Linked DNA regions of Homo sapiens: all the other regions are linked to region 1. The links are chromatin contacts, found by Hi-C or POLR2A ChIA-PET in ENCODE. All regions are on one chromosome and are shown on one strand. The core of a region is the stretch at or near the end of the contact, and the rest is flanking DNA. Distances in the headings are between cores, read along the strand shown. Region 1 holds the start of LINC01798 (long intergenic non-protein coding RNA 1798). Region 2 overlaps MEIS1 (Meis homeobox 1). Region 3 overlaps MEIS1 (Meis homeobox 1).

Region 1 (3,955 bases), core at 953-3,452:
TGTGTGTTGTTTCCATAGCTCTTCACTTCCTCCAGAAGCCTCCTTACATTAAAAAGCCTTACAGTTATCCTGCAAGGGACAGGAAGGTCTGATTTGCAGGATTTTTAGAGCATTAAAATAACTATCAGGCAGAAGAATCTTTCTTCTCGCCTAGGATTTCAGCCATGCGCGCGCTCTCTCTCTTTCTCTCTCTTTTCCTCTCTCTCCCTCTTTCTAGCCTGGGGCTTGAATTTGCATGTCTAATTCATTTACTCACCATATTTGAATTGGCCTGAACAGATGTAAATCGGGAAGGATGGGAAAAACTGCAGTCATCAACAATGATTAATCAGCTGTTGCAGGCAGTGTCTTAAGGAGACTGGTAGGAGGAGGCATGGAAACCAAAAGGCCGTGTGTTTAGAAGCCTAATTGTCACATCAAGCATCATTGTCCCCATGCAACAACCACCACCTTATACATCACTTCCTGTTTTAAGCAGCTCTAAAACATAGACTGAAGATTTATTTTTAATATGTTGACTTTATTTCTGAGCAAAGCATCGGTCATGTGTGTATTTTTTCATAGTCCCACCTTGGAGCATTTATGTAGACATTGTAAATAAATTTTGTGCAAAAAGGACTGGAAAAATGAACTGTATTATTGCAATTTTTTTTTGTAAAAGTAGCAGTTTGGTATGAGTTGGCATGCATACAAGATTTACTAAGTGGGATAAGCTAATTATACTTTTTGTTGTGGATAAACAAATGCTTGTTGATAGCCTTTTTCTATCAAGAAACCAAGGAGCTAATTATTAATAACAATCATTGCACACTGAGTCTTAGCGTTTCTGATGGAAACAGTTTGGATTGTATAATAACGCCAAGCCCAGTTGTAGTCGTTTGAGTGCAGTAATGAAATCTGAATCTAAAATAAAAACAAGATTATTTTTGTCATGCTGACTCCACTGCTTGAAAAATTTGTTTACTGCCCCCCAGATTTTTAAAGATTAATACAGTAAATATAAAAATTAATTTTGGCTCCCTAAGCCATATATGTATTTGACAATTTTAACCGCAAAGTAAGTTGTTTAATAATAACCACTGATTTCTTTAAGCTGACTTAATGAACTCCTAATATCAGCAAATTTGAGGCCTAAAGGCACTAAACTAACTCTAGACTCAGAATTACATCCAACAGAATTACTCATCTAATATCAGTGAAATTATTCTTGCACATAAAGGCAAACCTAAGTACAAAGTTAAGTCTTTTACTAAAGGATGTTACCTAGGATGAGCAGTATATGTTTATTAGGAAATTAACTACATGAATTGAAGAGACCAGACTTCAAAATCTAATTTTTATAAATATGCTCTATGTTCTCATTGGATAAAACTGGTTATTAACCAATTTTCCAGAACAGCTGTACAAGATTTCTGCATGGCAGCCGGCTAAATGGTAGAAAATAATATGTTTAAGCTGGAATAGCTTATAATTTTATTTAAATAAAATTGCTGCTATAAAAAGTGCTTCCCAAAGCTAAGGAAAATATACAAATATTTTAATTAAGGCAAATTCGTTTTAAAAAATAAGCCTTTCAGTAGTGATTGCTTTGTAAACAAAGGATGGGTCGGAGGAGAGAGAGCCTTAAACTCAAGTCTGACATTCAGGCCCAAGTCACCCTATAAACCGGCCCTTAGCAATTCTATTTTCTATTCGAAAAGAGAAACCAGCTGTGGGTTGGCTTTACTAGGTGATGTGTGATTGACTGACTCACCTGCTGGAGTAGCAATGCATTCTCACCTTTTGCTGATGGGGCCTTGTTTCTAAACACGTGGATGCGCAGAGAGCAAGGCTCAGCCTACTGCAGCCATCTCTGGCAGCGCTTCTACCCCTCCCCAGCCCATAGATGGGATTGTTTAAATCTCCCTTGTTGACCTAGTGGCAATTCTTCCTCTACCTAAATAGTCGATGTGAGTGAAATCATTCTCTTTTGATAGGTGGTTGCTAGCAGTTAACAACCATTTATTTACTTTAACAATTAATAATAAACTTTATAAACTGTCTATTTGCTCCTCCTCTCCAGTACATGCCCGGGTGAGTTGGTTATTTTCAGCCTTTATTCCTGAGGAGGCTCAGGATGGGTGGGGGAGGGAAAGAAAGGGGAGGAGGTGTGGTGGGGAGAGGGAGAGAGGCGAGAGGGAGAGACAGAGAGAAAGAGAGAGGCGCTAGGGGAGGGAGGTTTACAAGTGAAGAGTAGTTAGGGAATATGGTGACTCTGAAGAATCGAGATCAGCAGTGTCCAGGAATTAGAAAAAATAAACTGCTATTTCCGTGAGTTCCCCCTCTGTGAGCCATTTAGGTGAGAGCCTCGCTCTTCGCAGTTCCTTTCTTCCCCTGCCTCGATGCCCTCCCCTCTTAATGCTATTTTAGCTTTTCCTCTTGTAAATTTCAGAGCCAGCTCGAAGGTTATTGAGGACACTTATCCGAAAGAGGCAAATAATAGAGGTGCTGAGAGTGTTTTTGATGTTTCCTAAAAGGCAAAAACAAAACGCCCTCCTCTAAACAAGGGCACAAAATTGTACCTGGTTTTTATTTTTATTTGGTGGTGGGGGGGTGGGGGGGTGGGGGGGGGGTGGAAAGGGGGCTGGCTCTGGCTGAATGAGACTACTTTTTAATATGATTTAAATTTTTTTTTCAAAAAATTAAAAATATTTTACCCTATCATATTTAATCAGCTGTAATTATAACACATTCAAAATGAATAATATGCCTTGACAGTATTTTTATTGTTATTGTTCATTGCATGATGTTCGACTGCTTTAGAAGCACAGGAAAGAGAAGTAAACGCGCTACAAATGGGGAATTACCCTCGTTTAGCATTAAAATTCATTTAGATAAAATTGCCACAAACATTTAAATGGGAAGATTAGTTCCCCCTCACGCCTTATTGCACTCGCTCAATGGTTCCGTTAAGAACATTTTACACGTTGGAAATTCCGTCTTCTCAGACGGCTTGCTGTTTCCTAGTTACCCACATTCAAAGCAAAGGCAGCAGCAAAGGCAGCCGCAGCAGCAGCAGCAGGGAAAAAAAAAAAGTTTTGGCAACTGGTCTGCAATTCATCCGCTGCTCGCCCCAGTCTCCCCTCCGCCCGCTGCAGTCTGCCCCCACCCCTTCCCCTTCCCCACCCCTACCTCTTTCCCCTCATTATGTAATTCGCAGAGTCCAGTCCTCGAGGAAACACGTTGCCTAGTTGTGTAGTATTTATATACAATGTTAAAATACAAAGAAAGACCCTAAAGTCAGTCGAGTCGGTTCCTCTCTGGGTCTCCCTCTCCCTCTCCTGTTCTAAAATGAAGATTTAGCTTGAATGTGCTGAGTTTCTCACATCCCGTACCCTGAGGCCACAAGGCACGTTTTTTGGCTTTCATTTCTGCCAGGACTTTTCCAGGAAATTCACCACTGCTTTTCGCTTGTATTAGAAACGTGTGAAAGAATTCGTCTGAAAAGTCCATGCACCGTCTAGCTTTTCTCTCCCCCCTTTTTTTCTTCTCCTTCTCCTCCTCCTCCTTCTCTCTCTCTGTCTCTCTCTCTCTCTCCGCCCCCCACTCTCGCACTCCCCCATCCTCCTCTCTCCCCCTCCCTTCGCAGAGCCACAGGAAAAGAGGAAAGTCGGCTTCGACTGCCATCTTTTGGGGATTTCGAAAAACGACTCGGTAGGAAACGGAGGGAGGCGGAGGCGCGGGAGTGGGGGAAACCCCCTTATTATCCAGTGTCGGAACTGGCTCCCTTAATCTGATGCTTAAATATTTGATGTGGAAAAATTACCCATAAAATTAGTTACTAACAATTTCAAATTGAAATCACTTATCGAATTATAAACGCATTAAAGCTGTATGGATGGTATTAGGAGTTCCTCGGGAGGCAGCGGGTGTCTCCTTGAAGTGAGCCAGGCGGGCGAGTTTCGCCCCGGGGAAA
Region 2 (3,955 bases), core at 589-3,088, 93 kb before region 1:
TGCATAGATTGTTATAATTTGTGAATGGTGTAGTTAGTATATTGAATACAATTTAAAAGAAGCCAATGATGTTTCTATGATTTATGATAATATGATTTTTTTGAAACTGTCATGTTAGTATAAGATTGTGTTTCAGAGATGAAGATCTTATAAAAATGCAATAGACTTATGGTGCCAAAATGCTCTTTTTGATTTTAATTAAAAACATAAAAGTGTCATTGGTTAATATGATCTCACTAGGAGCAAAGAAAGAAAATTGATCCAGTGAATATTTACATGGGACATTCCAGAAATGCACTGGGGGATAAGGCAATCAGCACTTTTCTTTAGGCACAAAGTCTTAAGCTCCAGATTTGAATCAAGAAGCCCCGGGCCATGAAGGATTCCCCATTTCTTGGTGAGACAGTAAGGCTCGGTAACCTGCCCTATTTGCTCTTTAAAAATCTCACTGCATTTTCCTTCAGAGGAGAGGTGCTTTGGCTCAATGCCACTGACTTCAACTTTTGCTCTTAAAATGTTGTTTTGATGCATAGTGTAGTGATGGCTGAATTGATTTCTGTGCATAAACGGTGGCCTAGATTCTTGCCCTGTGGAAATCCATGGAATTAAGAACTCTAGGTTCCTGGAGTGATAAGAGGTAAGCAAATGATTAGATATGCATGCAGGGAAAAAATTCAAATGCTCATAGAATAGAAATAAGGGTCTATATAATTTGCAAGTTTAATGTAAATGCAAGCCACTAATACAACCAATAATTTAATGCTAATATGTGAGGATAAGTAAATGTTATTCTAATTATTTCCTATTTGGTGTGTTCTCAAAGAGTTCTGAGCAAAAAATATACTGCATTGAAATATTTCCCTGGCTACTCAGGATGAAAATGTGGTCTACTAACAGCTGTGGCCATAATGAAACCTCTGGGATACTAGTGACTAAAATTTCTCTTTAGATAGAAGTTTGGGACAATTTGAGATGGCAGAATCTAAGCCAGAGTTTCTTTCAAGGAGATTTAGCACACTGGGATATTATGTGATTTATCCAATGAAGGTACAGGCTGAGATCTAGCTCAATATGCCCTTTTAAGTAGTCACTAGAATTATTTAATAATGCAGAATATATTTTTGGTAAAAAGATTTGATCTTTTTGTCTGTTTTTCAAAGTGCAAATTTCCTCCTGAAGATAGACAAGTCTTGGGTACGTTTTTGTGAGAACAGACCCTTTGAATGAAATTTTAAAACCATCAGAAAGTCATAACATGTATAATCAATAGGGAATTTCTTGCTGTCTAAGAAAACGATAGGAAAGAAGAGTTCCACTCTCTCCAGTCTTCTTTGCTAAGTCTCATTTCTCTACTTGTGCATTTCTTTGGAGAATAACTGCTTGCTGACTTCTACTTTCCTATGAAACTTTTGTGAAGAATGGTGGAAATCTTTGCAATGACAGATGCCATTGCAGATTATTATGATGTCCATTACTTGGAGAATGAAATTAGGAAGAGTTTATTTCTGACATGGCACATACCCTTCCCTGCAACAGAAAGACTGTAGCCTAGAATCTCTGTTAAAAAAAAAAACAAAAAAACAAAAAAACACATCCTCAGGATTTCTGGTGATTCTCTGGTTGATGTGGTAGAAATGAGCAGAGAGGCAAGTCTGCTGCCTCAGGCATCCTGATCCCCTGCAGCAGGAGGGCACCCAGGACATGTAAGCTCAGGTTCCTTTTGGCTGCATGAGCAGGGAAAGTGGAAGGCAGGGTATCCTACATTCTTCCTACTACTCACTGAAGGATGTGGCAAGGGCATGAATTGTTTGTGGTTGGCTCTCTATTCTGGTGCTAGGAAAGACTTCTGTGTTTATCTGCATCTTTCTAAGCCCCCATTGCTATGTAGCCAGCTCCCAGGCCACTTTGTGGGAAAGCTTTCTTTGTGATGGATGACGTGGCATTTCTTGTCACTTCCTCAAATTCCTTCCTGCTGCCTATCAGCATTGCTCTGGACTTATCTGGGTTGAGCTTCAGCCAGCTAAAGCTAATCCAGGTTCCTATTTCAGAGGAGCAAAATGACAGCAATGACGCTGCCATTCTTTTGGTTTGTGACCTAGGATGCTGGGGAGAAAGAGCAAAAAGAGGAGGGTTGCAAGAGTTGGGGCCTGTTGGCTTGATTTTTCAATCCTGGTACCTTGAGCATCTCTTTATTCTCATGAGTCTTGCCTCTCCATAAGGCTGACAGTATTATTTATTTTCATGTGCAGTTGGATGTAACTTTTCCAACTCTGACCTGAAGTGGCATTTACCTGAGATTGGTTTTATTCCATCTACTGAAGTTGGCGCTGACAATTTTGAGCCTCTTAAATGAAGTCTTATGAAATGGAGTTTAGAGGATCAGAGACTTGTGGCTCTTTAGGTCTGATATTTCTTTTTTTTTTTTTTTTTTTTTTTGAGACGGAGTCTTGCTCTGTTGCCAGGCCGGAGTGCGGTGGCGTGATCTCGGCTTACTGCAACCTCCGCCTTCCAGTTTCAAGTGATTCTCCTGCCTCAGCCTCCCGAGTAGCTGGGATTACAGGTGCACACCACCACACACCACACCCAGCTAATTTTTGTGTTTTTAGTAGAGACGGGGTTTCACCATGTTGGCCAGGATGGTCTCAATCTCTTGACCTTGTGATCTGCCTACGTCGGCCTCCCAAAGTGGTGGGATTGCAGGTGTGAGCCACCATGCCCAGTGATATTCCATTATTTAATAAATATATTTACTGAAAATCTACTATGTGCCAGGTACAATGCTAGGTGGGAAATTTTTCAAACAAATAACTCATTTTTCATGCATTCAGATTCTGAAATGTGCCCACCCTCGTTCATTTGTGAGCCTCACACCACCACCCTTATGGTGGAGCAGAGATTGGTGTCTCTATTTCATAGGTGAGAATAACCTAAGGCCTGACAGGGTGTGAGTGAGAAAACAACAGGACCTAAGTCAGTCAGGTTTCTCAATTGCAACAATTTTCTTTTTTACCAGGTTAAGAAGTAACCTAGTAACTGATATCTTTTTGGTTCATTTATTTTTGAAATGTGTCTACCAGTTCTCTCTCTCTGTCTCTCGTTAGAAAGAGAGAATACAGAATGACATATGAGGAAGGATCTTTAGAAGAAAGTGATCAGGCACTGCTTAGCATTATATTTCTTGCATTCATTTATTCATTCACGGAGACCCTTCTGTATAGAGGGCATTGTGCTAAGCTCTGGGATGACAGAAATGAGTAAGACCAATCCCTGTCCTCAAGGAATTGGTAGTCCAGTGTTTGTTTCTCCCTTTACCCCTGAATTGAGAACTGTCTGGAACACACATATTTCCCAATGTTGCTCTCTTTAGGAGTTACCTGCTGTCTCATTCAATATTCCTGATGCCATCTAGTGATATTCAGGCATGAGGGGGCTTCAGTGTAGGATCAGAATGGAAGCAACCCAATATTGGTCTCTACTCATGGAGAACAGGCTTTTAATAAATCAGATTTCTACGTGAGATGGTTTGACTTTTTTGGACACAGGAACAGCCTAAACTCACCCATAAAATGGAAGTAGTATTAGTACCTACTTATAGGACTGCTGAGAACATTAAACAAGTTAATATATAGAATTTTGAACCATACCTGGCAATGGTAAGCATTATGTATGTGTTAGCTGCTGTCATTACCACATCATCATTATCAGCTGATTAATTTTTCTCTGTGGAAAAAGAGATTCTGCTTAGGACTGGTGTCCATTTCTAAGGGGAGTTATGCTTATTTTTTTTTTTTTGTCTTTTTTTTTTTTGTCTTTTTGTGGAGAACGGGGTCTCGCTATATTGCCCAGGCAGGTCTCGAACTCCTGAGCTCAAGCTATCCTCCTGCCTCTTGCCTCCCTGAGAGCTGGGATTACAGGCGTGAGCCACCGCGCCCGGCTGGACTGGTGTCCATTTCTA
Region 3 (3,955 bases), core at 720-3,219, 65 kb before region 1:
TGAAGTATTCCAGCTGGTTCCTGAAGAAGGGATGTCTATAATTCTTGCCATATATCCTCTTAACATACCATAGAAACATTATCCCACCTGAATTCTGGCTAACTAGACTTAACCATGACCTGGAGAAATAGGTTTGGGGTAGTTGTTACATTTTTCCTAATAACCCTGGACATCAGGCACACCCAGAGAGGCCACTGTAAAGGAAACCCAGCCTTTCCATATTGATGGGGTGTTTGTGTCAGCAGCCACTAGCAAGGCAGGATGTTCTACACACTTTTCAAGGGGTGAGATGCCATTTTCCCTCATGTAGATACTCTATGGGAGAAACATGCAAGAGAAAAAAGAAACCTTCATGTTGGGCTTTCTTTTTGCTGACAATAAGATCATGCAACAATATCCTATTTGCATGAAAATGTAGCCATCTTACAACAGGAACTATACATTCATAAGCATACTTTTGAATGGACCATTTGGAAAACTTTTTAGGCACAATCGAATTTATGCAGTATCAAGAGATACAACTATAAATGGCCTGATTTTTGAGTCTAGGTACGTTTTGGGATTAAACACTGTTCCTAAACACTGGAAGAGGAGAAAAGTAAAGTTTAAAGAGAGGATATGGCCCAAAACTGTGGAGTCTCAATACAAAATTGTAAATGAAAATGATCTTGAAGTCACTGTGGCTTCCAGCTTGGCTTCTAGAAAAACAAGGGGGTCCACAACCTTACACGTTCATTTGCCCTGGCAGTTGAAAGTTCATCTCCTTAATTAGGAGTTTTGCTTCTATGACATAAAGAGCCCTCTAATAGAAAACCTATTTTATTTTTACCTGATGGCCCACTGACACAGGAAGTTCTGATCAGTTGTGATGTAAATCTTAGGAGCTGTTTTGGGTTTTGTTGTTGCTTCACTCTGAGTAGGTTTAGGGGAACAGCAGTCCTGAGAGGACAGGAGTTAGTAGGGAGAGAAAAAAAATGGAAGCAAGGCTTTGACCTGCCGGAGAGGAGCCCCTGCTGACACGGTCAGTCTGACCCATTGAATGGCCTGAATACGATAAATGCCGCTTTATCCTGCCTTGAAAGGCACGAGATAGCACAGTCTAAATGCCTGGGCATGCTTAAATAGGCGACTCGGGATGTTTGAGTTGAGAGTGTTTGAAATCTGAGCTCTCTGACAGCCTGGGAGCTGCCACAGGTCACCTGCCTTGCTCCGTAGGGACAGGCCCAGGTCTCACAAGAAATTGTCCGTAGACGAATTGTAGTACAAATTCCTTTCTTTGTTGGTTGGCCTCTTTCACTAGACCATGGCCTATAAAATTTTGTAAAAACAATTCTTAAATATTATTTGAAAGGGCAAATGGCCCACGCTGAAAGGTTTGACAGTTTGACATATAGTGCATGGTTTTGATAGCTCGGAAACTGAAAAGTGTGGCCAAGATTCTCCCCCTGCTCGTTAGAAACCTGGTGTTTTTTTAAATAGTGTCTTGTTGCTGTGCAGAGTTCCTCTGCTCCTTGAAATCTGACAGGCAATGAGTCTGCTCCAGTGATCTTAAATCCTTTTAGACTAATTTGTGAGAGAGTAGCAAAGTACTGTAGCTAGCACCTTTGAGTCCAGCATCCAAGAGGCACAGAACCAGGTATTGCCAATTAAGGAGCCATTCCGATAATCGTATCAAAGCAGATTGCTTTAGAGTCTTATAATGCCCGAGCCTGTGCCTAGAGAGAGAGGAACCCAGAGTTTCACTTCAATGAGGGGGAAAAAAGAGACTGGAGTGGCCCGGTCTCATCAGAGCCCAGGAAGTTGCAGGGAGAGGATTTCTGCATTAGAATGTTGCATATGTGCGGCCTGTGTGTGCGCAGCCCCGGCCGCTGCCTCTGCATAGCCAAAGGCCATTTTCAGGAGCCTCTGGCCCCTCAGTCACTGGCCTGCTAGTTAATTGCCACACGGACTTCATGACACATGGGCAGATAATATGACATTTTCAGTTTCTGTCACTAGCAAACGCCACAACGTTGCTTGCACTAGTTGCTAAGAAGCTGTCAGAAACCATTAGCGGTTGGCTAAAGTCGCCCTATGGCATTTCCTCATAGCATCAGCAAAACGAGCATAAATCACCCACTGGAGCCTACTGCTATCCTAATGAGGCTGTAAGCTTGTTTATGGACTAGCATCATTTTTATGATTATTTCCACCTTTTCAGTTTGCCTTCATTTGGCGGCAGGAGAAGTCAGCTCCAGGAATGAAGTCACTGCTGACATTTTACAAATGTGGTTCAGAGCTGCTGCCTGCTGCCGTGTGGTCGGCCGGCGGTTCTCCAAGTTTGTTTAGTGATCTCAAAAGTAAAAAAGGAAAGAAATTCTCGAGAGACCACATTGAGGTGACTATATCAAATTGCGGAGTGAATGGAAATGCTAAAGGTACAATTGACCATTTAGACTTTCCTCTGAGGTTGAGACATTTCCAGATCAATTTTCAATTTTAGAAAGTGGAAGAGGTTAAACAATTTATTAAAATCTATGAAAGTGTTTGCTTTTAGAATAGTCTGTTTTATTATGCTCTTCTCCTTCCCCATCTTCTCCATTTCCCTAACTTGTGTCGGAAAGGAGCAGGGTTTATTGTTTTAGGCTTTTCTGAACATGCACCAGTATTTACACTGGATTGAAAGCATTTGCTTCCAATGAAAATCTTGTCTTAGATTACAACCCAGCAGTGTAATTTCCCTCCCAGATGGGAGTAAAGTAGCTGTATTTGCCTAAAAACAGTAGGAAGAACAAACTGTGCATTAAGCCAAGGCTGTTTTTGGCTTGAGCTAATGATGTAATAGAAACCTTTTATTCAGGAGAGGTCACTGCCAGGGACTGAAGGGGGTGATCTGGCTCCTGCTTGAAAGGTTTCTCCATTGTATCTACATAAGTCTTCACTTAAAAAATTCTGTTCCTAATGCTTCTGCTTTCATACAGCAGAAATAAACAGGAAAGGTTCTGGTGAGTGTTACACATGGAATGCAGAAAGCCTTCCTCTCCTAATGGAGTATATAATTCAGGTGCCCTCAAGGCACGCTTTCAGGAATTCTTTTGCCTGAGGTAATGGGAAGCTAAGGTTGCTTTAAGGCCTTGATTATCTATTGATGCACAAAGCTGGAAAAAAGTCATCTCTGCTGGATTATAGTAGATATTTCCATAAATTATCAATGAATTCTCTTCTAGGCAGGCACTATGCATTGCTTGCTAAATTAATCTGAAGGGGTTTGAGGTGGATAAAAAGGCTATTTTTTTTAAAGGTGGAAAATAATCATGGGGAGGTGGTGAAAACAGTATTGTAAGGTTATAAGCTTTTCATTTTTAATCAATGATCAGGTCGTATGTGTCTTTTCCTTGGTTACCTTTTGCATATTGAAAGTGGATTAGCCCATTGAAAATTTAAATGCTGTTGAGTTGTTTTCTTTTCTCATGTTTCTTTAATGAATTGTTATTTTATATGGTAAACTGCTTCTCTGAATAAAAAGGCTGTTTAAATACTGGACTTTCAAAGAATTTATTAGGCAAATCCAAGGGGACTTCTCATAAAATACTTGGTTATGCAAATAAAGAGTTTGGTTGGGTGGAAGGAGTGCTGATTTACAGATGTAGGGGTCTGGAACAGCACAGACCCCAGTAGTTCCATGCCAGGGTACATGACCTTGGCCCAGTCAGAGAACATAGCATTTTCTTCACTGATACAACAATGGCTTTGGAGTGGTGGGTTTTCATGATCTTTTCCAAGTGAACACAAGATATGTTTCTGTTAAACTTTTAATGAAACAGATAGATTTTAAATATAATAAAATTACAGATTTTTAATGAATAAAAGTTTAGAATCAGAAAAGTTTTGCAAAAGTTTTGCATTTATAGCATATTCTGTAATAATAGTAGAAATGTTGGAATTAGTTTGTTCCTCACCCAACAAACTTTCTAAA

The links. A loop is a pair of places that touch in the nucleus more often than their neighbours do. ChIA-PET counts read pairs that join two places held with the same protein, here RNA polymerase II (POLR2A). Pooled maps may share reads with other maps.
Region 2: a loop to region 1 is called in a pooled map, with 2.4 times the contacts of the local background. The contact joins the enhancer-like site here to the promoter of LINC01798 in region 1. A Hi-C loop is called at or near these places in 5 of 168 maps with a recorded cell type or tissue (PC-3, PC-9, aorta and 2 more) and 8 of 50 pooled maps. POLR2A ChIA-PET finds 5 or more read pairs at or near these places in 2 of 52 experiments (HepG2 and Panc1).
Region 3: a map of endothelial cell of umbilical vein shows a loop between it and region 1 (8-fold over the local background). The contact joins the enhancer-like site here to the promoter of LINC01798 in region 1. A Hi-C loop is called at or near these places in 6 of 168 maps with a recorded cell type or tissue (PC-3, PC-9, aorta and 3 more) and 8 of 50 pooled maps. POLR2A ChIA-PET finds 5 or more read pairs at or near these places in 4 of 52 experiments (HEK293T, HepG2, PC-3 and 1 more).

Annotation. Positions count from the first base shown.
Region 1 is chr2:66,571,828-66,575,782 of GRCh38, forward strand. LINC01798 (long intergenic non-protein coding RNA 1798) reads left to right here and starts at 2,203. Exons shown (of 6, transcript NR_110156.1): 1 at 2,203-2,338. MEIS1 (Meis homeobox 1) reads left to right here. Exons shown (of 13, transcript NM_002398.3): 13 at 1-2,042. RefSeq lists enhancers at 1-1,042, 3,437-3,892.
Region 2 is chr2:66,479,438-66,483,392 of GRCh38, forward strand. The region is part of intron 7 of MEIS1 (Meis homeobox 1); the gene reads left to right. Among named protein-coding and RNA genes, the nearest start is that of MEIS1-AS2, 41 kb to the left of the region's middle. Within about 2 kb of position 1,839, at least 6 of the 41 ENCODE cell types and tissues checked have a DNase peak (open chromatin) inside an H3K27ac peak, as active enhancers do; they include PC-9, where a contact is called at or near this core.
Region 3 is chr2:66,506,707-66,510,661 of GRCh38, forward strand. All of the region lies in intron 7 of MEIS1 (Meis homeobox 1), which reads left to right. Among named protein-coding and RNA genes, the nearest start is that of LINC01798, 65 kb to the right of the region's middle. RefSeq lists enhancers at 486-3,749, 547-1,490, 885-2,412. Within about 2 kb of position 1,970, at least 4 of the 41 ENCODE cell types and tissues checked have a DNase peak (open chromatin) inside an H3K27ac peak, as active enhancers do; they include PC-9 and endothelial cell of umbilical vein, where a contact is called at or near this core.